4 separate regions of the Homo sapiens genome follow, and regions 1, 3 and 4 are each linked to region 2. A link is a loop called in an ENCODE intact Hi-C map of the cell type or tissue named here. Cell type or tissue: PC-9. All regions are shown on one strand. Each heading gives the region's core, and the rest is flanking DNA. Links, peaks and the distances in the headings are about the cores only.

Region 1 (5,972 bases), core at 1-5,000, 220 kb before region 2:
CTACGAACCGCGCGATCACAGGGCCTAAACAAGGTCCCGCCCTGCCAGGGAGTGGCACCGAGAACTTAGTGCAGCCAAGGTAAAGGTTCTCTCCCGCGGCGTTGCCCTGATTAGGAAACCAGAGAGACCCCGGGGCAGCTCGCTGGGCAGAGGCCGCAAGCACTTCCGGGAAAGCGGTCCCGTTCACGCCCTCTCGGGCGCGCTCTCAGGCTCCGCTTCCGGTTCCAAAGGTCTGGAAACTGCTAAGGGTCCGGCGTTCACCGGCCGTGAGTTGCCCACCCTGGGAGGTGCATGGCTTTGCCATGTTTTGCCTTTTCTCACCCCGCTTCGGACAGGTGGGACTCGAAGACGGCGACTCGCCGCCTTGCCCTGGGTCGCGATGCCCCCACCCCGCTCCCACCCCTCTCCTTTCCCGCAGCCTGAGCAAGACGCCTTCGGCAACGCCCCGCATCCGGGCTCCTTGGCCTCGAAGAGCATTATGGCCGTAGATCTGGGTGCTGAGGACTGAGCCACCCCCAGACTGCGACATGGGCGGCGGTGCCTCCTTCCCCAAGCCCCAGGGAGTGTTTTTTTGTTTGTTTTGTTTTTTGTTTTTGTTTAAGTGAATTCCTGGCCCATTTGGCCGAACGAACGTTAGGATTAGTTGGAAGGTTTGGAGAAATGGATGAGGAAACAAATGTGTTAAATTGTTAAATTAACCTTGTGTGCCTGGCAGTGTACTTAAGTACTAAATCTCACCTAGGCTGGGTCATGACGAAAGCGGCTATTGTGATCCCGCTTTTGCAAGTGAAGCTGAGTGGTTCATTGATTAACCCCCATCACAGCAATGGTTTGGGCTAGGATTTAAACCTTTGATAATTGAGCCCCCTAAATCGAGGGCACTTTATGAGCCAATCACCAGTGCCAACCATTCTGGTCAGTCAAATAGTGACTATATCAGTGGCCCTACTGAGAAGACATTAAAAATGAGGAAATAAGTGTCTCACAACTGCAAACTTACACAAGTACCTTATATTAGGAGAGAGGTGTAGAAGCCAATTTAGTGATGATCCAAATTTGACTGGTGATGAAGTTTTAGTATAAAGGTATGCATTTTTTTTCCTTTTGGAGACTTAAATCTCCATGGATAACGTTCACATCTTTGAAAATCACCTATTAAAAATAATCATCAGTACCCATCTCTAGTTACCGACAGGAAAATCTTGGTATTTTTGGAGGATTCGGAGCTTTTAAATTTGTTTGTTTGAGACAGAATCTCACCCTGTCGCCCAGGCTGGAGTGCAGTGGCATGATCTCAGCTCACTGCAACCTCCACCTCCCCGGTTCAAGTGATTCTCCCTGCCTCAGCTTCCCAAGTAGCTGGGATTATAGGTGTCAGCCACCACACCTGACTAATTTTTGTATTTTTAGTAGAGATGGGGTTTCCCTATGTGGGCCAGGCTGGTCTCAAACTCCTGACCTCAGGTAATCCACCCTCCTCGGCCTCCCAAATGGAGCTTTTTTTTTGAGACGGAGTCTCACTCTGTCATCCAGGCTGGAATGCAGTGGCACAGTCTCGGCTCACTGCAACCTCCGCCTCCTGGGTTCAAGCAATTCTCCTGGCTTAGCCTCCCGAGTAGCTGGGATTATAGGTGCCCGCCACCACGCCCGGCTAAGTTTTGTATTTTTAGTAGGGACAGGTTTTCACCATGTTGGCCAGGCTGATCTCGAACTCCTGACCTCAGGTGATCCGCCTGTCTTGGCCTCCCAAAATGCTGGGATTACAGGCATGAGCCACCACACCTGGCCCCAAATGGAGCTTTTAAATTTGACAGCTGTTACCCTAGAAAAGCAGATCTTCATCACTCCAGTTTCTTCATTTTGGTAAGAAAAAGGAACTTTAAGGACTCCACTATGATACGTTTTCCAGAAAAAGTCACTAGTACATTAATACAGTTGTTAAGGAAATGTAAGTCTGTTGGCTTGGGATTTTTCCTTTCTACCACAGCACCTAAGTCTTGGGAGACAAATTGATTTAGCAAGGAAATCTAGCAATCTGCAAAATAATCCAGAAGGGTAAATAACTTAGACCCTTTTCTCTCACTGAGGTTTATTGATAGAAAAAAGTCAAATGCCGGCCAGATGTGGTGACTCACGCCTGTAATCCCAGCTTTTTGGGAGGCCAAGGTGGGTGGATCAGTTGAGTGCATGAGTTCGAGGCCAGCCTGAGCAACATGGGGAAACCCTGTCTCTACCCAAAACACAAAAAATTAGGTGGGTGTGGTGGCATGCGCCAGTGGTCCCAGCTACTAGGGAGGCTGAGGTGGGAGGATCGTCTGAGCCCAGGAGGCAGAGAGATTCCAGTGAGGTGAGATTGTGCCACTGCACTCCAGACTGTGAGAAAAAGTGAGACCCCCCCCCGTTCCCCCTCCCACCCAAAAAGTCAAATTCCTGCCTATGTTCAAGGTATTTAAGCACTAAAAGTAGTATACACAAGAATAAAACATGCCTCCTTCACTCAACTTTGAGATAAATCAAAACTGTGTGTGTCTGGGATTTTTGTTTTTGTTTTTTTAAGTGTGTCTACAAGATGCTGAGAATACAAAAATGAGTTGGGCTGGCCGTGGTGACTCAGGCCTGTAATCCCAGCACTTTAGCAGGCCAAGGATCACTTGAGCCCAGGAATTCGAGACCATCCTGGGCAACATGACAAAACCCTGTCTCTACAAAAAAAAAAAAAGAAAAAGAAAACATTAGCCAGGTGGCTGGAGCCTGTAGTCCCAGCTACTCCCAGAGGCTGAGGTGGGAGGATCCCTTGAGCCTGGGAGGCGGAGGTTGCAGTGAGCTGAAATGGCACCACCGCACTCCAATCTGGGCAACCCACTGTCTCAAAAAAAAAAAAAAAAAAAGTGAGTTCTTCACCTACTGAACATGGTTTTCCTGCTTTTTCCTTCCCAATAGATACTGTGATACTGTTTAGGAATCCATCTCTCAACTGCACTCCCTTGTAGCTTAGTTTAGCATCCTCAGACTCAAGGGTAGTCAGGACTGGTAATATCACCCTCTTGCCAGCAACTGGATTAGGTTTATGCATATTTCCCAGTTCACCTCAGTGAGTTGCAAGATTTGCAGAATGCTTGCAGAAAAGCTTTTCCTCACTCTTCCAGGAGAATTTTCAGAAGTGATTCAGGCTCCCTCTGGACCTGATTGACCTTGAATGTAAGGCCTGGAATTGCTGCAGTCCTTTTGATGGCAACCTGAGTTTGTTTTTTGGTTTTGTTTTGTTTGAGATGGAGTCTCGCTCTGTCGCCCAGGCTAGAGTGCAGTGGCCCGATCTCGGCTCACTGCAAGCTCCGCCTCCCGGGTTCACGCCATTCTCCTGCCTCAGCCCCCCGCCGCCCCCCCGCCCCGGTTCTATCAGCCGCCACCATGCCCGGTTAGCCAGGATGGTCTCGATCTCCTGACCTCATGATCTGCCCACCTCGGCCTCCCAAAGTGCTGGGATTACAGGCATGAGCCACCACACCCGACTTTGGTTTTTTTTTTTTTTTTTGAGACGGAGTCTCGCTCTGTCGCCTAGGCTGGAGTGCAATGGCGCGATCTCCACTCACTGCAACCTCCGCCTCCCGGGTTCAGGCCATTCTCTCCTGCCTCAGCCTCCCGAGTAGCTGGGATTACAGGCTCCCGCCACCATGCCCGGCTAATATTTTGTATTTTTTTAGTAGAGACGGGGGTTTCACGATGTTAGCCAGGATGGTCTCTATCTCCTGATAGAGATAGATAAATCTTTGGCAGAAGCTGTACCCTGTAGGCATAGGCTTTATTTATTTATTTGAAACAGGGTCTTACTCTGTCACACAGACTGGAGTGCAGTGGTGCAGTCATAGCTCACTGCAGCCTTGACCTCCCCAGCTCAAGTGATCCTCCTGAGTAGCTGGGACTACAGGCATGTACCATTGCACCCAGCTAATTTTTAATTTTTTTGTAGAGATGGGGTCTGCTGTGTTGCCCAGGTTGGCTTCGAACTCCTGGGCTCAAGTAATCCGCCTGCCTCGGCCTCACAAAGTGCTGGGATTACAGGCGTGAGCTACTATGCCTTGCAGGGGTAGGCTTTTGAAGAGATAGTGATGACCTCTAAATAACCTCTAAGCTTGCATTTTAAAGGTTAACAAAGGAGGAAGACATGATCAATGATGTGTCCATATAACTTTCCCCCCCTTGAACAGTATCCAAGTTAGATTATTCCAGTCATCAAGAGAGTCATCATTTTTGATTAGCTAAATTACATGTCAAGCTCTTGGGAATGATTATTGCTATATCTTCTATTTTCTATGATAGGCTATAGCATTAAAGAAATGGAGGGTCGGCCAGGTGTGGTGGCTCATGCCTGTAATCCCAGCACTTTGGGAGGCCGAGGCGGGCTGATCATTTGAGCTCAGGGGTTTGAGACCAACCTCAACAACATAGTGAGACCCTGTCTGTACAAAAAACAATAAAAAAAATTATCTAGGTGTGGTGGCATGTGCCTATAGTCTCAGCTTCTTAGGCGCCTGAGGCAAGAGGATCGCTTGAGCCCAAGAGGTCGAGGCTGCAGTGAGCTGTGTTCGTGCCACTGCACTCCAGCCTGGGCAACAGAGGAAGTTGCAAAAGTTGCCTAGAGCAGTGGATGGACAATAGACATCGCTAGTGGGAGGACATAGTTTCCCATATGTGCTCAAAGAGTTATGCATAGAAGTGAAATGGATTTTGTGGAGGTAAGACATCTCTTATTTTTATTTCTTTTTATATACACAAAATGACAGACTGAATCCCCATGAAGCCATAGCAGAAAAGAGATATGGCTCACTACAGTGTAATTTTTCTGTTCCTTTTCTTCTTGATTTATCCATATTTAGCATTTAAGATTGAGCACTTCCTTGAAATTGTCCATTGGCTTGCAGGGCATTTATATTTTCCTGGTTTTCTTAGTGTCATTGAAAGCTCTTCCTACTCTCTCCTTACTGAGTTTGGAATGTTTCCTATTTATAGGATATGACTTAGGGATAGAATGGAATCTTTCTGTGAAAACCATGCCTATTAATTACTTCAATTTCTGATTTAAAATATTAAATTATAATGGAATAAATCTATTGTTTCCCATTATATATCATTAACATTATTACTACAGTTCAAAGCCAGTTAGAGTTTTTTGAACCATATTTTGCTTTTTTTTTTTTTTTTTTTTGAGAAAGAGTCTCACTCTGTCGCCTAGGCTGGAGTGCAGTGCAGTGGCGTGATCTCAGCTCACTGCAACCTCCACCTCCTGGGTTCAAGCAATTCTCCTGCCTCAGCCTCCTGAGTAGCTTGGGATTACACACGTGTGCCACCATGCCTAGCTAATTTTTGTATTTTTAGTAGAGATGGGGTTTCACCATGTTGGCCAGACTGGTCTTGAACTCCTGAACTCGTGATCTGCCCGCCTTGGCCTCCCAAAGTGCTGGTATTACAGGCGTGAGCCATTGTGCCCAGCCCATATTTTGCTTTTAATTAGTGAAGTTAATATTTCCTACTTAGGAGGAAGAGCTAAGTATTATTTTAAAACAGTACAAAAATAAACAGGTACAAAGGATTATTTAACTTGGATTCCCTTGAAAACAGAATCTGGGGCAGGGGTTAAGTGCTGATATTTAATCTATGAGGTGCAATCTTTGGGTGTGGACATTGACGGGGACACTGTATTGTCCTGCCACTGCTTCATGGTGAGCTCAGAGAGACACAGCTAGTCACTCAGTAGGAGTGCTGGCACAGTCTTTGGGGAAGTCTCTCGACAAACTTTCTGGACAAACTGCCTCAGGGCAGTTTTTGGGAGGAAGGAAAACAAATTCCCATTGGTTACAGTTTGCCCCACAGGGAGTTAACTCCTCCATAATTCCAGGTTGCATCATCCAGCTCCTTTGGTGGTTACTCAGGAAGTCGTATCCCTGTGAGGTGTGGCATTTTATCCAAGTCTGAAA
Region 2 (6,002 bases), core at 509-5,508:
TTTGATCCTCCTCTGTCTGGCCGTACAGTACCACAGACTTGGTGTGGCCAAACCCTGGCTTGAGAGACACTCTTCCCTCACTTGTTGCCAAAGACTTGGCCTCTCTCCTGAAAATTAGGAGAACATGTCTGACCATTTGATGTGTCTGCCTGTCTCTGTTCTCTTTCCCTCTCACCCCTGGGTCAGAGGGAGTCTTCTCTTTTATAGCCCCTGTGGATGGCTTATAACTTGGCTACTATACACCGGTATTGCTATTGGGATGTTTCTGGCTGGCATCTGTTCTGATTGGTCAGCGCCTGTATTAAATATTTTGATGATCACCCCTGACCGTATGTCACATCCCTCTTCTACCATTAAGCCACCAGGATTGTGGCTGTGCTGGAAGAAGTGTCTTCTCCACACTCAGGAAAACCCTCTGAGCTGGGTGCCCCACTCTCGACTCTTGATGTATTAAAGCTGGGACATAAAAGGATTTGGAAAATCCTCTCTGGACGAGGTAGCCTGACTTGTACAGCTATTATCTTGCTGCCAAATCCTGATTTGCCTGCTAGAAGCTGCATATGACTCTGTACTTTACCTCTGTAACAAATCCTAATTTTCCCACGGGCAGATGGACTCTCATTCAGAAAAGCAAAAGAGAAAAATACCTTGATACTTTTCAAAACATTATCCCATTACGTTGTACTGAGTTGAGTTAAGCATTGGGTCAGACGCTGGGGATCCAAAATTGAATGACACTCATATCCAACCAGAGGAGAGGATGGAGTACAACACCGCTTCTTTCTTTTTTTCTTTTTCTTTTTTTTTTTTTGAGACAGAGTCTTGCTCTGTCGCCCAGGCTTGAATGCAGTGGCATGATCTTGGCTCACTGCAACCTCCGCCTCCCGGGCTCAAGCAATTCTCCTGCCTCAGTCTTCCGAGTAGCTGGGATTACAGGTGTGCACCACCATGCCAGGCTAATTTTTGTATTTTTAGTAGAGACGGGGTGGTCTCAAACTCCTGACCTCAAGTAATCCACCCGCCTCGGCCTCCCAAAGTTCTGGGCCTACAATAACACCAGTTTTTTAGTGCTAGAGTGGCGGTGTGTCCCAAACGCCGTGGAAACTTAGAGGTTAACAATCACAACAGCAGCAATATTAGCTAAAACATACCAAGCTTCTCTGCGAGGCATGTGCTTAGTGACTTAATTTACTTCTCTCCGGTAACTCTGTGACATAGGTACCATTCTGCCATTATTCAGATGAGGCTCTCCAGGCACAGAGGGGTGAAGTACCTGTCCAGGATTGCCCAGCTGGCCACAGTGGGACCAGATTTAGGGTGAACGATCAGAACATAGCACCTTCAGTCTGATTCTCTCTATTGTCCCCATCAAGGAAGGCTTCACAGAGTAGGTGACATTTGGTGTCTTTCCATTTGAGAGATGTGGAACTAGGGCATGATTAAGAGGCTTGCCTAAGGTCTACTTGCTTGGCTGCAGGTCAGAGTTTCTTCCTGCATCTTAGGCTGCCTTTCACAGTGAACTTGACACTGAGGTAGCCTGCAGAGTGTCCACGCTATACACAGTATAGACTGGGCAAGGGTCAGGGCAAGAGGTCACCTGGATCCCGATCCCACCCCCACCCTTACTGCTTGGTGGGAGACTGGATGTTCTGTTGAATAGATCCATGACCTTCAAGGCCAGTACTTGTTCTTCTAAGTGTTATTACATATGTTGCATCTCCTGACAACTCTGTAGCCCTTTTTCTCTTGCATTACCTCTCATAGTCTTGGTGCTATGTAATAAACCCTGCCCCTGACCCATTCCTAGTCCCAGCTGGATGGCATCTTTAACTTTTATGTCCCAGCTTTAATACATCAAGAACTGAGAGTGGGACACCCAGTTCAGAGGGTTTTCCTGAGTATAGAGAAGACAGTCCTTTCACCTGTGACAGCACAGCCACAATCCTGGTGGCTTGATGGTAGATGAGGGATGTGACATAGGGTCAGGGGTGATCATCAAAATATTTAATGCAGGCACTGACCAATCAGAACAGATGCCAGGGAAAAACATCCCAGTGGCAATACTGGTGCATAGTAGCCAACTATAAGTTGTCCACAGGGGCTACAAAAGAGAAGCCTGCCCCCCCGGCCTAGGGGTGAGAGGGAGGGAGAGCAGAGCAGAGACAGAAAGGGCATCTGTGGCTTTGAGGATTTTTTTGCTGGGTTGTCATCTGAATTTGTGTTCCCTAGAAGCAGATCCTGAAACAAGCTACTGAAGGAAATACAGGCAGGGGAGTGGAGAAGTGATACTGGTTGGGGAAGGGAGCCGGTAAATGGTGTGTTTTCAAGCAAGTCACCTCTGTGGGCAGCCGAAGCTGAAGCCAGTGGGGAAACACCATGTGCCAAGAGAGCTGGGGTGTTTATAATTGGACAAGGGCTGCTCTCACGGTGTTAATTCCATGGCACTACTGGCCTATTATTCGGCAGCCAAGCTGGTTCCAAGAGCCAGTGAAAGCCCTGAGGCAAATGAATGCAGGTGCTGGTGTTGGAAGGTGCTGTGTGCCCAGCAGTGGTACAGGTGACAGGATATGAATGGGGCACTGGGAGCGTCTGGTGTAGTCATCAGCAGACTGGGTGAGGGATAGAGCCCTACAGCCTGTGTGTGTGTGTGTGTGTGTGTGTGTGTGTGAGAGAGAGAGAGAGAGAGAGAGAGAGAGAGAGAGAGAGAGAGCTGCCCTCTGGCATTTCAAGGCTGGTGATTCAGATCACAAAAGAGCAGTGAACATGAGGCTGGAACACTCTGGAACCAGAGGAGAGGTCTGTGGCGGCAGGCACTGTCAGCTGCTGGAGCTGTCCTTCCCCTGCTGCGTGTGTGTTACTACCTGCTCTCCCTTCCTTTCCTGGCTGGCCCTCCCAGACCTAAAGATGCCACCCCAGCAGTTTCTGGCCAGTCTGAGTGCTCCTGGTTAAACTTCCAAGAAATGAGTTTTGCCCCCTCATAGCTGATCTTGTGCCCTGAGGGCTGGGCAGGAGTCCTGGTTACAAGAGCTTTGCAGCCTCAGCTTCCAGTGTCCTATTTCAGCCACAGAGCTGACCAGCCTCCGTGGATAATTTAGATTCATTCCCTCCCTCTGGTAGCTAAAGCATGTGAAAGTTCAATTGAGGTTACTACTCCCTGGCACCAGTGAGGCAGCTGTCAGCCTTAATGAGATAATGCCTTCCACGTTTCCTGAGTTCTTTGAGAGACGGGCACTGTACTACTCTATTATTTATAGGATTGTTTGCAATGTTGTTTTCTAAACACACATAAATGTGTGTGTACAAAAGGCTGGAAACATTTTCTTTTTTAATTTTTTGGAGACACAGTCTCACTCTGTTGCCCAGGCTGGAGTGCAGTGGCGTGATCTCAGCTCACTGCAACCTGCGCCTCCCTGGTTCAAGCGATTCTTCTACCTCAGCCTCCCTAGTAGCTGGGATTACAGGCGCCCACCACCATGCCTGACTAATATTTTGTATTTTAGTAGAGATAGGGTTTCACCGTGTTGCCCAGGCTGGTCTCGAGCTCCTGAGCTCAGGCAATCTGCCTGCCTTGGCCTCGCAAAGTGCTGGGATTACAGGTGTGAGCCACCGGGCCTGGCTTGGAAACATTTTCATCTGAGCATTATCTCTTCTTGGATACTCAGGACAAAGGCAGATTTACATTGTTCCCTACCCTCAACATTTGGGTGGAAGGAAAATGTTCAAATGAAAGTTACTTTCTATCCCTTAAAAATGTGTGTCTTTGCACTATTCACAATAGCAAAGACTTGGAATCAACCCGAATGTCCATCAGTGATAGACTGGATTAAGAAAATGTGGCACATATACACCATGGAATACTATGCAGCCATAAAAAAGGATGAGTTCATGGCCTTTGCAGGGACATGGATGAAGCTGGAAACTATCATTCTCAGCAAACTATCACAAGGACAGAAAACCAAACACCGCATGCTCTCACTCATAAGTGGAAGTTGAACAATGGGAACACATGGACACAGGGCGGGGAACATCACACACCAGGGCCTGTTGAGGGGTGGGGGGCTGGGGGAGGGATAGCATTAGGAGAAATACCTAATGTAAATGACGAGTTGATGGGTGCAGCAAACCACCATGGCACATGTATATCTATGTATCAAACCTGCACATTGTGCGCATGTACCCTAGAACTTAAAGTATAATAAAAAAATGAAAAAAAAAATGTGTGTCTTTGCCAGACGAAATGGCTCATGCCTGTATTCCCAGCCCTTTGGGTGGCTGAGGTGGGTGGATCATGAGGTCAGGAGTTCAAGACCAGCCTGACCAACATGGTGAACCCCTGTCTTTACTAAAAATACAAAAAATTAGCCGGGTGTGGTGGTGGTACTTGTAATCCCAGCTACTCGGGAGGCTGATGCAGGAGAATCGCTTGAACTTAGGAGGCAGAGGTTGCAGTGAGTCAAGATCAAGCCACTGCACTCCAGCCTGGGCAACAGAGCGAGACTCTGTCTCAAAAAAAAAAAAAAAAGTGTGTCTTTGAAAAGAAGCTCTCCAATGCTATCAGTGTCTCACATCTCCAATTCTAGCAAAGCAACTGGGTTCCTGGTGAAGCTCCACTCTATGGAAACAAAAGCACACTTTTTTTTTGGTGTTAATCTTCATTTGATTACCTATTCAGGAGCTAGAATGCTGTGGTCAAAAGGAATTTTTGGATATAGAAAAATTTAAGTTCCAAATCCTCATCTTACTAATTACTGATTGTGTGATGTCAAACAATGTTGTAAATTAGAATTGCTGTGAGGGAGCCCAGAGCTGCTGTATGTTTCTGTGCAGCTTGGATGCTGCAGTCTTCCAGAGTTCACGTGGCAGCCTATGCGAATGATGTCCCCGGAGCTGTTGGGTATATAACCTGAACAACCACATACAGTGACTCTCAGGACCAACAGCCTGCACATTAAATTGTAAAACACTTTGCAGATGCTAAGATGTTGACCAATAAAAACTAGAGGAAGCCAACTTTAAGGGTGAACTATTTTTAAACATCCTTTAGGAAAATTATTTTTATGTTAGCTATTTTTAAAAGCTTATCGGTTACTCGTAAGTGCAACTCATTTAAAGACATCTGTGTATTTTAAGGTAAATCTAATCTTCATCACTTTAATGTATTCAGTGTTGTCTCTAAAATCTCTTTGATGTCTAGTAAGCTTTTCTCTAAGCTCTGAATACTAAGTATTAAATACTTTCTCCTTGATGTCGAAAGTTGTCATTTCATGTTTGCTATAGGTCAGCGCTGCCAGATAGGACTTCCCATGGTGATGGAAATGTTCTCTCTTTGTGCTATAAGGCAGCCAGTAGCCATACCTGGCTATTGATTATTCATCATGTGGCTAATGCAATTGAGAAACTGAATTTTAAATATAATTTAAACTAATTAAAAATTAAAGAGCCACACGTGGCTATTAGCCACTCTATTGGACAGTGCAGTGCGTTCTTAGTACTACCCATCATATCTAGTCCTATTAAAGTCATACTGTTGCAGCCCAAGGGGACCCTACTTAAGAGCAGTATGTGACTTTTCCTGGGCAATAAAACTTTGCTTCATTTTCATGCATAACGTGTTCCTAAAAAGCTGTATGTATGGAGAGAAGTTTTGTATCAAATCATGTTTTCTCATTTAATCCTATTATAATTTCAAGATGGCAGAGCCTCTGAAAAGTCTTTGATTTCAACATTTAATAGATCCAATTGAGTACATTAACCCTTGCTTTAAGAAGTTTTTGATCTTTATCAACATCTTGTCTTTTTATGTCAATTTTTTCTGGCTTACACCCATCTTGGAAAGGTTAATTAAATGGATTTTGCAAATTGGATGGGCATAGCGAGCTGTGTTTCCTTATGGAAACATTCGAATTCCCTGTGGCTCACAGGACATTGTTCTTGCTCCTGTTGCCTCTGTTGCGTCTTTGCAAGCAAGCCCAGAGGTAAGGGCTCAAAATTCTATACTCCAA
Region 3 (6,002 bases), core at 523-5,522, 79 kb after region 2:
CCAGCTGCTAACAAAAGACGTGTGAACACCTCCTGCCAGGCCTAGGACTTACTAGGAAGACCCCAGCAGAGACCATAATTCCATAGCGTTGTAGCCCCACTTTTTTTCATTTTGAGGCGCAGGTGAACAATTTAAGATTTGTCACAATGTAATTGAATGTGCAGAGTGACTTCCCACTGATAGTGATTGCTGAAAAAGAGTAGGGGAGGGGATTGGGAGGGCGGTGCAGGTTTTCTGCTCAGGCCGATGCTGAGTCCTGGGTGGGAAGCACGGAGCAGGCCTCTTCTACGCGGGGTCTTGATAGCTCTGCTGATGACCGGGTAAACCCCATGGGGCCAGATTTTATCAGTGATGTATTTTCTTCACTGAGAAGAATATCATGTAAGAGGCAAATAAACGTCACACAGTTTTTGCAGACCCACCCAAACATAAAATGACATTTGTATGCTGAAATAATAACCAGAAATTTCTATGCTCTAACCAATGAGTCCTTTCTCCCAGGCAGATTAGAGACACTGGAGGATGAATCTGAATATTCAAATGAATGTCCACCCTGGTGTGTAGCAAGGGGGGAAGGGGCAGAACTGGCCAGGGGCTTCTCTGATCACGTTTTGATGATAAATGCAGGATAACGAAGAAATGAAAAGCAAAGAGAAGAACTAGAGGGGGAAAGAAGGCTCACTGCACAGTAACTTCAACCGTGATCGGCCGGGTCACATCTGCCCTGCGGGAGGGAGGTGAAAAGGCGGAGGGTACACTCTGTTCCTTAGTGAAATCGCTTAGGCACAAATCAGATCAGCTGGCCTGTCTGGCTGAGACCCAGGACCTAGAGGGACCAAATTGGCAGACCTGCTTTCCAATATGTAGGTAATCACATTATCATCATTGCTTGGGGTAAGACGGATGGTTTTTACAGAATAGCCCTGATTGTGAAAGGCTGTTTGTGGGTGTGTTTGGCAGAATATTTTATACCCTCAAGATGTGCAGTTTAAATTAGATGGTGAGAAAAACCTAAATGCATAAAAAATAGGACTATTAAGAGAGAAAACTGACGTTTGGCTCTTGTGAGGCTGTTTAACATCACATGCTCTAGGATCTCAATATCGATGTTCAGTATTGTCCATCTCAGCAGCAGGGTGATGTTAGATAACACGTTTGAACTGCTTTTTACCACTCTACTAAGTTTTTTTTTTTTTTTTTTTTTTTTTTGAGACAGTTTCACTCTTGTTGCCCAGGTTGGAGTGCAGTGGGGTGATCTTGGCTCACTGCAACCTCCGCCTCCCAGATTCAAGCGATTCTCCTGCCTCAGCCTCCCGAGTAGCTGGGATTACAGGCGCCTGCCACCATGCCTGGCTAATTTTTTGTATTGTTAGTAGAGATGGGGTTTCACCATGGTGGCCAGGCTGGTCTCGAACTCCTGACCTTGTGATCCACTTGCCTTGGCCTCCCAAAGTGCTGGGATTACAGGCATGAGCCACCGCACCTGGCCTCTATTAAGATATAAAGCTGTTAAATGGATTACCTTGAAAGACATGATTTTTGTACATTAAATATGGTCAAATAGCAGTAATTTCATATGATTTGATCTAATAATTGACCTTTCCTTTAGAAGAGCTTAGATGTGGGTTGAGAGACAGAAGAGTAGCTTATCAACAGACATAAAATTATTAAGAACTAGAATTAAGAGGCCTTTCTTTGAAGTCAGTAACACAAAGATTTGTTCATGCTCCTTAAGGTTTTTCCTTGACTGACTCCATGTGGGTGAATCTTTTTCTCTAGATGAAGCACACCGTCCAATGTTTAAGCCACAAGGGAAAATGAACCCAGTTACTATTTAATACATGCAACTCAGATTTATCCCAAAATATGATGATCTACCTTGACCCGCCACCTTTTTCCAAGAGTTGACACTGTAAGTTTTCTAGAAAAAACTCCACTCTCGCATGACCAAGATTTGTGTGTGTGATCAACATTTAGAAGAACGTGCTAAAGAAGACACTGAAGACAATTCCCAAACAAGAGTTAATATCTGAGCTGCGGCAGCATCCTTGCCACAAAAACGCAGCTCCCCAAGCAACACAGGGCTCACTTAGATGTGTAAGCTCTGGTTGTGTTTCTTTTAAAATCAGTCGCATTACTTTATAGTCACATCTTGTGAGAGAGGGCTCAGGGTCTCCAGCATCCCTGGAGAGGCATCTTCTTCCTTCTGCTTGAATTTTCCTCAATCTTCTATCCCGTTTGAATGGCTGTGACCTGTTAGGGATTTTATTTGATTTTTAGGGCTTTACTATTGTATTCATCTTGATGCTCCTCAGATAGTGTTTGTCCTAATCATTGTTTCTAGTACAAAGCCAAGTTGAACTGCTGGAATTATGGAGCAAAATACTGAACTGATATTTTCTTCCTTGTTATTGGCTTGCTGTTCTACAGGCTAAAGGAAAGTCATGACTTTCCAGGCACAGTTAAATAAATGGTCATAGTTAGTCCAAACTATCTTGAGAGATGACCAAAGTTTGGGTCTCAGTTCTGACCTAACTTGCTGTGTCATATTTGGCAAATTTATTAACCTCTGGCAACACCAGTTTCTTTCTTAAGAAAATGAAAGATTGAAATAGATAATCTCCCAGTTATTGTCTGATTCTAAAATAATACAAGTCTATATAAAACCTTGTATAAAGTTAGGCTGTTATTTAAATTATTGTATCATCCTTTAGACATTCACTTTTATGGAGAGGAAAAGAGAGAAGGTAGCTCAGAAATAGGTTGGTAGGAAAATTCAGGTTTTAAAAATGGTTGGTGGCATTTGAGTTGTATAGAAATAATTTAGATTTGAGTATTTTTTGAACATATAGTCTTTTTTTTTTTTTTTAAAGACAGGGTCTTACTGTGTCACCCAGGCTGGAGAGCAGTGGTGAGATCATGGCTCACTGCAGCCTAAACCTCCTAGGCTCAAGTGATCTTCCTGCACCAGCCTCCGGAGTCACTAGGACTATAGGCACATGCCACCATGCCCAGCTATTTTTTTTATTTTTTGTAGAGACGAGGTCTCACTGTGTTGCCCAGGCTGGTCTCAAACTCCTGGGCTCAAGTGATCCTCCTGTCTTGGCCTCCCAAAGTGCTGAGATTATAGGCATGAACCACTGTGCCTGGCTAGATATATTCATCTTTGTAGGAAAACATTATAATAGGAGAGCTCCAGGAATTCTGGAGGATTGCTTCTGACACCCAAAGCTTCTCACTTTTTTTAGTACATTTGAAAATTGGAATTCATGCAAAAAGAGTTAGTCATTTATATTGGAATAAGTTCACGGTCACCTTGAAGTTTCTTTTTGTACATGGAGGATGACGTGCCTGTTTTACTGTCTTGTCTAAGAGCTGAGCAATTAGGCAGAAGAATGGCATTTACGGAATTTTTGGCATTAGATTTCGGGCTGATATTGATTGGAATATTTCAAGTTGTCATCTTGAGCTTCAGGCGTCAATCAGTGCCCTAGCCTGGGCGGGAACAAGGAGATTGCTCCAGGAAGTTTGGGCTTGAGCATGCTCGCTGGTGACATCCTGCCACCTTGTGGCCAGCTCTGGACTTCAGCATTAGGCCTCGTCCCCTAAGTGGCCAGGCTGCTTTCCGCTGTGCCCAAGCTGCAAAAGCAATCTGTGACAATCATTTCCAGGCTTCTGGATTGACAGCACGATTCTATGGGTTCTATTCATTATTTATAGATTCTTCTATTGATCATAAAATATTTGTGTTGCACCCCTGTCCCAAAGGAGTTTCCATATTCCTTTTATTCTTTAAGAGCGCTCGCGTAGCTGATAGGACAGCAGAAATGGAAAAAGGTTAAGTGTTGGAAATGTCAATCTTGATTCTGCTCTGAAATTGATTCTTGCTTCAGGCAAGCCCCAGATCTGGATCCCAGGTTCTTCCTGGTTCTGCAGATTAAACTACTCATCCCTGGGAAGAGCACTGAACCCATCCTCCACTAATGGAGCATTTTACTAGTGTGATCGCATTTCACACCGTCTGTCTGTGGTAGACATTTTTGTCTTCATTTTGTAAGTTTACTGAGGTTCCGAGACACTGAGTAACTTGTCCAAGGCCACACAGGTGATAAACAGTAGAACTGAGACCCAAACCTAAGTAACCTGACACACTCTTAACCCCTTTGCCCTGTGTCTGTGAAATGAAGTAAAAACACCTTACTACACACACACGGCAGGTGTAAGATCAAAGGAGATAAAAATGCAAATGAAAGCATTTCATAATGAAAAATATCTATCCACATGTTGGTTGACTTTTAAAATGCCCATTATTACTATTGTTATGCATGCTGTCGAGATTATTGTTAATGGCAGGCCAAAATTTTCTGTTTCATAAGTGGAAGAGTGAGTCCTCAGAGGGAAATATTCAAAATTGATTAAAAGGTTATTTGCAGTTGCTATTAATGATGTTCTCTAATCCTCTCATTTTCCCATTTGCTGCCCAGTTTCGAATGAAGCTGATCCTAATTAGAGATTCCATTTGTAGGAAAAATAACTTGTGTGTGCATTCAGTATGTAAATTAAAAGTGGCTTTTAGTAGTTAGGGAGATAATAACTAAACCAGTGTGATAAACTTCTGAGATTTTCGCCTGTGGCTGCCCAGGTGAATTGAGCAGTTAATTTAGATTAAAGATGAGAAAAGATGCTCAGCCATTCTTACTGGGGGATAAAGAGGACTTCATTTTGTGTTCTGTTCGGGTGGGACTAGAATTATTCGGAATGACTGGCTATCCTGAAGATATCCACGCACCCCTCTACTTCACCGATGTAGGTACAGTATTTGCATCATGAAAATAGGTAATGCTTAAGGTAAAACAAACAAACAAAAATTAGCGTAGACTTCTTTTTCTCAAAGCCAGTGTTGGGTTATAGGAAAGAATATATTAGCAAAACCTAGTCATAAGTTATAAAGGAACCATGTTGGATGCAAAGTGTGTAATTGTCTGCCATAGGTGGTGCAAATTCACCACTCATTCCCCACACAGTATGTTCATACGTCATCCCTTTAACAGGTTAAGGCAAGGAAGAGAACCAGGTTTGACCAGCGAATCTTTGTGGCAGGATCCTCCTTGAAATGCCCTAGAATCGATGGAGCAAATATGAGGATCTATATCAGCAAGCATCTCACTTAAGTGCTTAAATTTGCTGAAAATGTATCCCGTGGCTTCAGGGATGCCTGTCACTGCCTCTGGGTTGGGATCCATTCTGGTTTCCTTTATGAGACATAAATTGCTGATGCTTGCCACTTTGTATTCACAGTTGAGGTGCATGAATCCTAAGTTAAATATTTATATTTTTTGTTTCCTATGCCTTATGTATCTGAGTTTTGTTCATATCTACCTGTATTTTATATTTAGAAATATGCAGACAGTAGAAGTAAAATATCACACATTGAGTTTCTCCTCCTCCTACATGCATGTGCGTGCAAAGACACATGCTTTTATTTTTATTTATTTATTTTTTTGAGACAGAGTCTCACTCTCTTGCCTAGACTGGAGTGCAGTGGCAGGATCTCAGCTCATTCCAACCTCCACCTTCTGGGTTCAAGTGATTCTCCTGCCTCAGCCTCCTGAGTAGCTGGGATTACAGGCGCCCGCCACCATGCCCAGCTAATTATTGTATTTTTGGTAGAGAAGAGTTTTCACTATGTTGGCCAGGCTGGTCTCGAACTCCCAACCTCAGGTGATTTGCCCGCCTCGGCCTCCCAAAGTGCTGGGATTACAGGCATGAGCCACCGTGCCTAGCCTACATGGCTTTTAATACGTTTAAAATAACCTAGAAAATTTAAATGTAAGTAACATTGAATGTATTAAAGGAGAAAATAAGCCAAAAATGGAAAAGTTGAATGGGGTACCCTTTGTGGAAGGGAGGACATGGCTATTCTATCCTTTTCTCGTTGGTGATGCTGGTACTGGAGCTGGTGGTAGACAACACTGATGTGGGTTGATTCTATAACAATTTGG
Region 4 (6,002 bases), core at 537-5,536, 250 kb before region 2:
TGGAATTAGTGTCCTTTTAAGAAGTGGAAGAGGCCGGGTGTGGTGGCTCTTGCCTGTAATCCCAGCACTTTGGGAGGCTGACGCGGGAAGATGGCTTGAGGCCAGGAGTTTGAGACAAGCCTGGGCAACAAGGGGAGACCCTGTCTTTACAAACTATTTACAAACTGGCTGATTGTGGTAGCATGTGCCTGTAGTCCTAGCTACTTGGGAGGCTGAGGGTGAGAGGATCAATTGAGCCCAGAAGGTTGAGGCCACAGTGAACTGTGACCATGCCACTGTATTCCAGCCTGGGTGACAGAGCGAGACCCAGTCTTAAAAGAAGAAAGAGACAGACAGAGAGAGAAGGAAAGAAAGAAAGAAGAGAAAGAAGGAGAGAAAGAAAGAAAGAAAGAAAGAAAGAAAGAAAGAAAGAAAGGAAAGAAAGAAAGAAAGAAAGAAAGAAAGAAAGAAAGAAAGAAAGAAAGAAAGCAAGCAAGCAAGCAAGCTGCTATTTGTCCTATAGGATTTCTCACACTTTAGAATTGGCTGATCATATACTGTATTTTCATTTAACTTGTTCCTCTGTTTCCTACATTTCCTGTTAACCAGTAAGTTAGATCTAGATTCTTGATTAGATTCAGGTTCAATTCTTCTGGCAAGAATAATTCATAGATGGGCATATGTACTTCCTGTTGCAACACACCAGGAGGCATGTAATGTCTGCATATCCTGCTTTTGGTGATGTTAAGATTATAGATGAGTACAGATATTTTTCAGTATAATCCATCCATTAAAAAGTTCCTCATCGGCTGGGCATGGTGGCTCATGCCTGTAATCCCAGCACCTTGGGAGGCCAAGGCGGGTGGATCACTTGAGGTCAGGAGTTCGAAACCAGCCTGGCCAACATGGTGAAACCCCATCTCTACTAAAAATACAAAAATTAGCCAGGTGTGGTGGCACATGTCTGTAGTCCCAGCTACTCAGGAGACTGAGACAAGAGAATTGCTTAAACCTGGGAGGCGGAGGTTGCAGTGAGCCGAGATGGCACCACACTGCACTTCCAGCCTAGGCAACAGAAGGAGACTCTGTCTGGGAAAAAAAAAAAAAAAAAAAAAGTTCCTCATTAACATTTTACCTAGAAGCCATTGAGGATCATTTCCCATATCTATTATTTCGTTAGGGATTGCACAATGGTAATGTTCTAATATTCCTTTTTGCATTTATTAGCTGGTATTGTTCTATAAAGAAGAGCTTTTCCTCTATCAGATTATCCTGAAATGCAGTTAGTACAGGAATAACAGAATAAATGCTTTTTTCCTTTTTATTTACCAATTTTCAGAATTACAAATTGGTCCCTACCAACCTTCAAAATCAAACAATACGGTTTCTTTTTTTGGAGCACGTGTGTGGTAGAAGGAGGGTAACTATGAACTCATAGTTTTTTTTATATTTTTTTACTTGCTTTCAAAATACTATTTTTGGTTCTCAAAGTATTTCTAGGCTTCTCTCTAAATACCATTGTGACCTATTTGTTTCTTCTCACTTTGACTCAGGCTTCGTCAAAGTTATTGAGCCTTGGCTGGGCACAATGGCTCATGCTTTGGGAGGCTGAGGCAGGAGGATTACTTGAGGTCAGGAGTTCGAGACCAGCCTGGGCAACCTAGTGAGACTCTATCTCTACAAAAAATAAAAATTAGCCAGGCATGGTGGTGCACGCCTGTAATCCCAGCTACTTGGGAGATTGAGGTGGGGGAATTGCTTGAGCCCAGGAGGTTGAGGCTGCAGTGAGCAGTGATCAAACCACTGCACTCCAGCTTAGGTGACAGAGTGAGACGCTGCCTCTAAAAAACAAAGCAACACTTTTTTTTTTTTTGAGATGGAGTCTCGCTTTGTCACCCAGTCTGGAGTGCAGTGGCGCAATCTCGGCTCACTGCAAGCTCTGCCTCCCAGGTTCACGCCATTCTCCTGCCTCAACCTCACAAGTAGCTGGGACTACAGGTGCCCGCCACCACGCCCAGCTAATTTTTTGTATTTTTAGTAGAGACAGGTTTCACCGTGTTAGCCAGGATGGTCTTGATCTCCTGACCTTGTGATCCTCCTGCCTCGGCCTCCCAAAGTGCTGGGATTACAGGCGTGAGCCACCACGCCCGGCCAAAGCAACATGTTTATGTTTTTTTAAAAAAGGAACAAAGCTGTTGAGCCTTAATAATTGCATTCTACTCCTGCAACCAAATACAGGTTAGTATTCTATATCAACTGACTCTTAGTCTATCTTGAGAGTGGCAAAATGGGAATGGCGAAGAAAGGGAGAGAATTCCTAGGTTTGTCCTGTCTCCAGACAGGAAGTTGGATTAGTGCTTTCTTTTCCTTTTCCTTTTTTTTTTTTCTTTTGAGACATAGTCTGGCTCTATTGCGCAGGCTGGAGTGCTGGAGTGCAATGATGCAATCTCAGCTTGCTGCAACCTCTGTCTCCCAGGTTCAAGTGATTCTCCTGATCTCAGCCAAGATCGTACCATTGCACTCCAGCTTGGGCAACAAGAGTGACATTCCATCTCAAAAAAAAAAGAAAGAAAAGAAAAGAAATATGAGGTATGGTCTTTGTGCATTTTAATCCCTAGACTGTAACTAGTTACATGATCATGGCTAAAGCCAGCTCTATCCCTGGGCTTATTTTGTTGATCACTACAATTGCTTTTTCACTATGCTAGTTTTAGTTTGATTTATTTCATTTAAAACTAAAACATCCTTAACCCAAAGGGATAAAAGAAAGGAAAAGATACACAGTGTATGGAAAAAAGAGAAATTTAGATGAATGGCACAATAATATATTTCTCCAAACTTCCAATTGTTTAATCAATAAATTGTATACCTGCAAGGAATTTTACAAATTACAGGCATGCATCACATAACAATGATTTGGTCACCCATGAACTGCATACACCATAGTATATGGTATCCCATGAGATTATCCCATCCCAGTGGGACAAGACCAGACACAGACCCTTCAATTCCTCATTCTTTTTTACAATTTTTTTTTTTTTTTCCGTAGAGACGGGGTCTTGCTATGTTGCCTAGGCTGGTCTTGAACACCTGGGCTCAAGTAATCCTCCTGTGTGGGCCTCTCAAAGTGGTGGGATTACAGATGTGCATCACCATGCTCAGCCCAATTCCTCATTCTTTGTCTCTCTATTAGAACTCTTTGTCCACCTAAAACCAGCATGACACAGAGATAAATATTTCCTGTTTGGCAACTGACTGAGACTTCTGATTGCAAAACAATCCCACATGTAAGTCCTCCACCTGTAACTTGTATACTCCTCTCTATAAAAGTCTAAGGCAAAACCACCCTGCCAAGAGACTCTGATCTTTGGATTTGGAGTGCTTTTCCTATTGTAATAGCCTGAATAGATCAATTCCCTTACTTGTTTAGGTTTTGTATTTGACTATAGCACCCACCAAAAAGCTGGAAATTTTAAACTAAAGCAAAAAACAGCACACCTCGAGAAAGACGGGTCACAGAGTTGCAAGGAAAAGGAAGGTCTAGTTGCCTCAAAGCTGATCCCCTAGGTCATATACAGTCATTAAATCCGCATCTGGGGCAGACTGGGGTGCCAGCCTGACTAAGCCATTATCCATTCAGCTTCAGGGGAGGGGACACTGTGAGGAAGCTCAATACATGATTTCTGAATTGAATGAAACAAAATCTATTAATTTGCCTTGGTGCTAATTAGGGAGAAGTTTAAGGTTGATAAAGGAAAAAAAGCAGCCCCTGATAAAAAGCTGGCCTGGCACCCACAGCTATACCAGTTAGTCTTCTGTTGGACATAATCACTTTCCTAGCCTTCTTGGCAGTTAGTTGTGGTCACGTGACTAAATCCTAGTAAGATGAAACCAAAGTGGAATGTGGTGGCTACCAAAGCCTTTCTTGTCAACCCTTTGTTTTTTTCTTTCTTTCTTTCTTTTTTTTTTTTTTTAGAGACTGGATCAGAAAGGTTACTCAGAGACCATGATAAAGTAAGACTAAATAAGGCCACTTCAGAATTTTGCCTAACCACAGAAAAATACAAGGGCATCGTGCCGTACAAAGTACCCAAACATCCTATCTCCACTAAAATGAGTGACTGCTGACTTCTTTACCAATGACAGCTTTATCCTTACTCTTGTCTGCCCTCCCTATAGAAAAAATTTGAGGCAGTCAATGGTAGAGCAGCCAATAGTATAACTGATCCTGCTTTCTGAGAGTATCCAATCTCAACAGAACAGTTTCCTTAGACCCTGCCCCAAATAATCCTCCTACTGAGTCACCCCATGCTACAAGTAATAAATCTAACCTGTTTACTTTGGTTGGAAAGCATTGACAAGGTGCCTTGGCTAAACAACTTGAGTTCATAGAGTGAGGCAAATCATTAGGAGGCCTCTGAAGAAAAATAATTGAAATTTGTTTACAAAACAAAATATTTTATAACTGATGGCAAATCAAAGGCTACTAAAGGAAACTGAGTCACCAAAGAATTAGAAAAGACTTCTCTGAATGGAGGACTGTGCCAGGGAGTTTCAGGAGGCTGTGCACATTTTCATTACCTTTAAAAGGGTGTGCAGAATGAATCAACACAACTGAAAACACTTTCAGAACTTAATTCTACATTCCATTCTCTTCTGGAACGTCAGGAGCTAGCCCCATGTTAATTATGTTCCCCCAGACTACCCTGAAATCCAAGAGGGATGTTATCTCCACACAAATCCCCAAAAACCAAAAATGTTAGAACTAGAACACTACCATTTTGCAATCCCTAATGAAATAATAGATCTGAAAAATAATCATCCATGGCTGTTAAAGCCATTAGGCAAAATGTTATTTTAATGCTCTTAGTCTGTATCAGGTAAGAAAACTATAAAATCCACTTAATGGGTGGCAAAAACTTCTTGCTGTTTCCCAGTATCCACCCATACTTTTTTTTTTTCTCGAGACTGGGTCTCACTCTGTTGCCCAGGTTGAAGTGCAGTGGTGATCATTGCTCACTGCAGCCTCGACCTCCTGGGCTCAAGCGATCATCCCGCCTTTGGCTTCCCAAAGTGCTGGGATTATAGGAATGAGCCATTGTGCCCAGGCCCATCCATACTCTCTACACAGTTTAGCTGGTATCCAATGCCCATAATACATGCCACTTTCCTAGCCTTCTTGGCAGTTAGTTGTGGTCACGTGACTAAATTCTAGTAAGATGAAACCAAAATGGAATGTGGTGGCTACTAGAGCCTTTCTTGTCAACTCTTTTTGTTTCTTCCTTATTTTTTTTTAAGAGACTGGATCTCGCTACATTGCCCAGGCTGGACATGAACTCCTACGTTCAAGGGATCCTCCTACCTCAGTTCCTCCCCACCACACAGTGGCTGGGACCATAGGAGCGAGCCACTGCACCTGGCTTCAACCCTTTCTTTCTACTCTTCTTTATTGCTTCAATCCTGCTGGCTAGATTAGAATGCAGGCATCCAGGATTGATTCCAGGTTATGCTCAGTGGCAGAAGAGAAAAGGCAGCTGGGTCTGGGAAACCATGGCTCACAGCTGTAAACGCGGTGCTTTGGAAGGCCAGTGGCAGGAGGACTGCTTGAGCCTAGGAGTTCGAGACCAACCTGAGCAACATAGTGAGACCCCATCTCTACAAAAAATTTAAATTAGCCAGATATAGTGGCATGCGCCTGTGGTCCCAGCACTTTGGGAGGATTGCTTGAGCCCAGGAGTTCAAGGTTACAATGAGCTATGATCTCACGACTGTGCTCCAGCCTGGGTGACAGTGAGACCATCTCTAAAAAAATAAAAAATAAAAAATAAAAAAAAAGAGAGTGGAGAAGGAGAAGAAAAAGAGGGGGGAGGGGAAAGAAGGGAAGAAGAAGGAGGAGGGCAGAGAAGCAAAGGGGAGGAGAAGAGGGAAAGGGGGAAGGGAAGACAGGAAGTGCCAGAAGGGTGGCAGGAGCAGAGGCCCAGAGATTACACTGGAAACTGTTATGATGCTTTCTGGTACAAGTT

Evidence for each region. Peaks named below come from ENCODE experiments on the same cell type or tissue, not always from the same donor. Only the 100,000 strongest peaks of a DNase experiment are listed, where the experiment ranks them.
Region 1: it touches region 2 in a loop (5-fold over the local background); 14 of 110 quality-filtered maps call a loop at or near these places.
Region 3: it touches region 2 in a loop (2.7-fold over the local background); 25 of 110 quality-filtered maps call a loop at or near these places.
Region 4: it touches region 2 in a loop (10-fold over the local background); 62 of 110 quality-filtered maps call a loop at or near these places.

Annotation. Positions count from the first base shown.
Region 1 is chr9:83,956,576-83,962,547 of GRCh38, forward strand. It overlaps QNG1 (Q-nucleotide N-glycosylase 1), which reads right to left and starts at 167. Exons shown (of 4, transcript NM_032307.5): 1 at 1-167. In PC-9, for the core only: no CTCF peak of the experiment used is centred there; DNase peaks (open chromatin) are centred at 106 and 2,656; H3K4me3 peaks cover 1,040 bases; H3K27ac peaks cover 595 bases.
Region 2 is chr9:84,179,266-84,185,267 of GRCh38, forward strand. No RefSeq gene overlaps it. Among named protein-coding and RNA genes, the nearest start is that of SLC28A3-AS1, 96 kb to the right of the region's middle. In PC-9, for the core only: no CTCF peak of the experiment used is centred there; DNase peaks (open chromatin) are centred at 2,656 and 3,056; H3K27ac peaks cover 795 bases.
Region 3 is chr9:84,257,771-84,263,772 of GRCh38, forward strand. No RefSeq gene overlaps it. Among named protein-coding and RNA genes, the nearest start is that of SLC28A3-AS1, 17 kb to the right of the region's middle. RefSeq lists a silencer at 3,443-3,502. In PC-9, for the core only: CTCF peaks have their summits at 3,577 (motif pointing left) and 3,781; a DNase peak (open chromatin) is centred at 3,491.
Region 4 is chr9:83,931,555-83,937,556 of GRCh38, forward strand. No RefSeq gene overlaps it. Among named protein-coding and RNA genes, the nearest start is that of KIF27, 13 kb to the left of the region's middle. In PC-9, for the core only: no CTCF peak of the experiment used is centred there; DNase peaks (open chromatin) are centred at 637, 3,237 and 3,867; H3K27ac peaks cover 581 bases.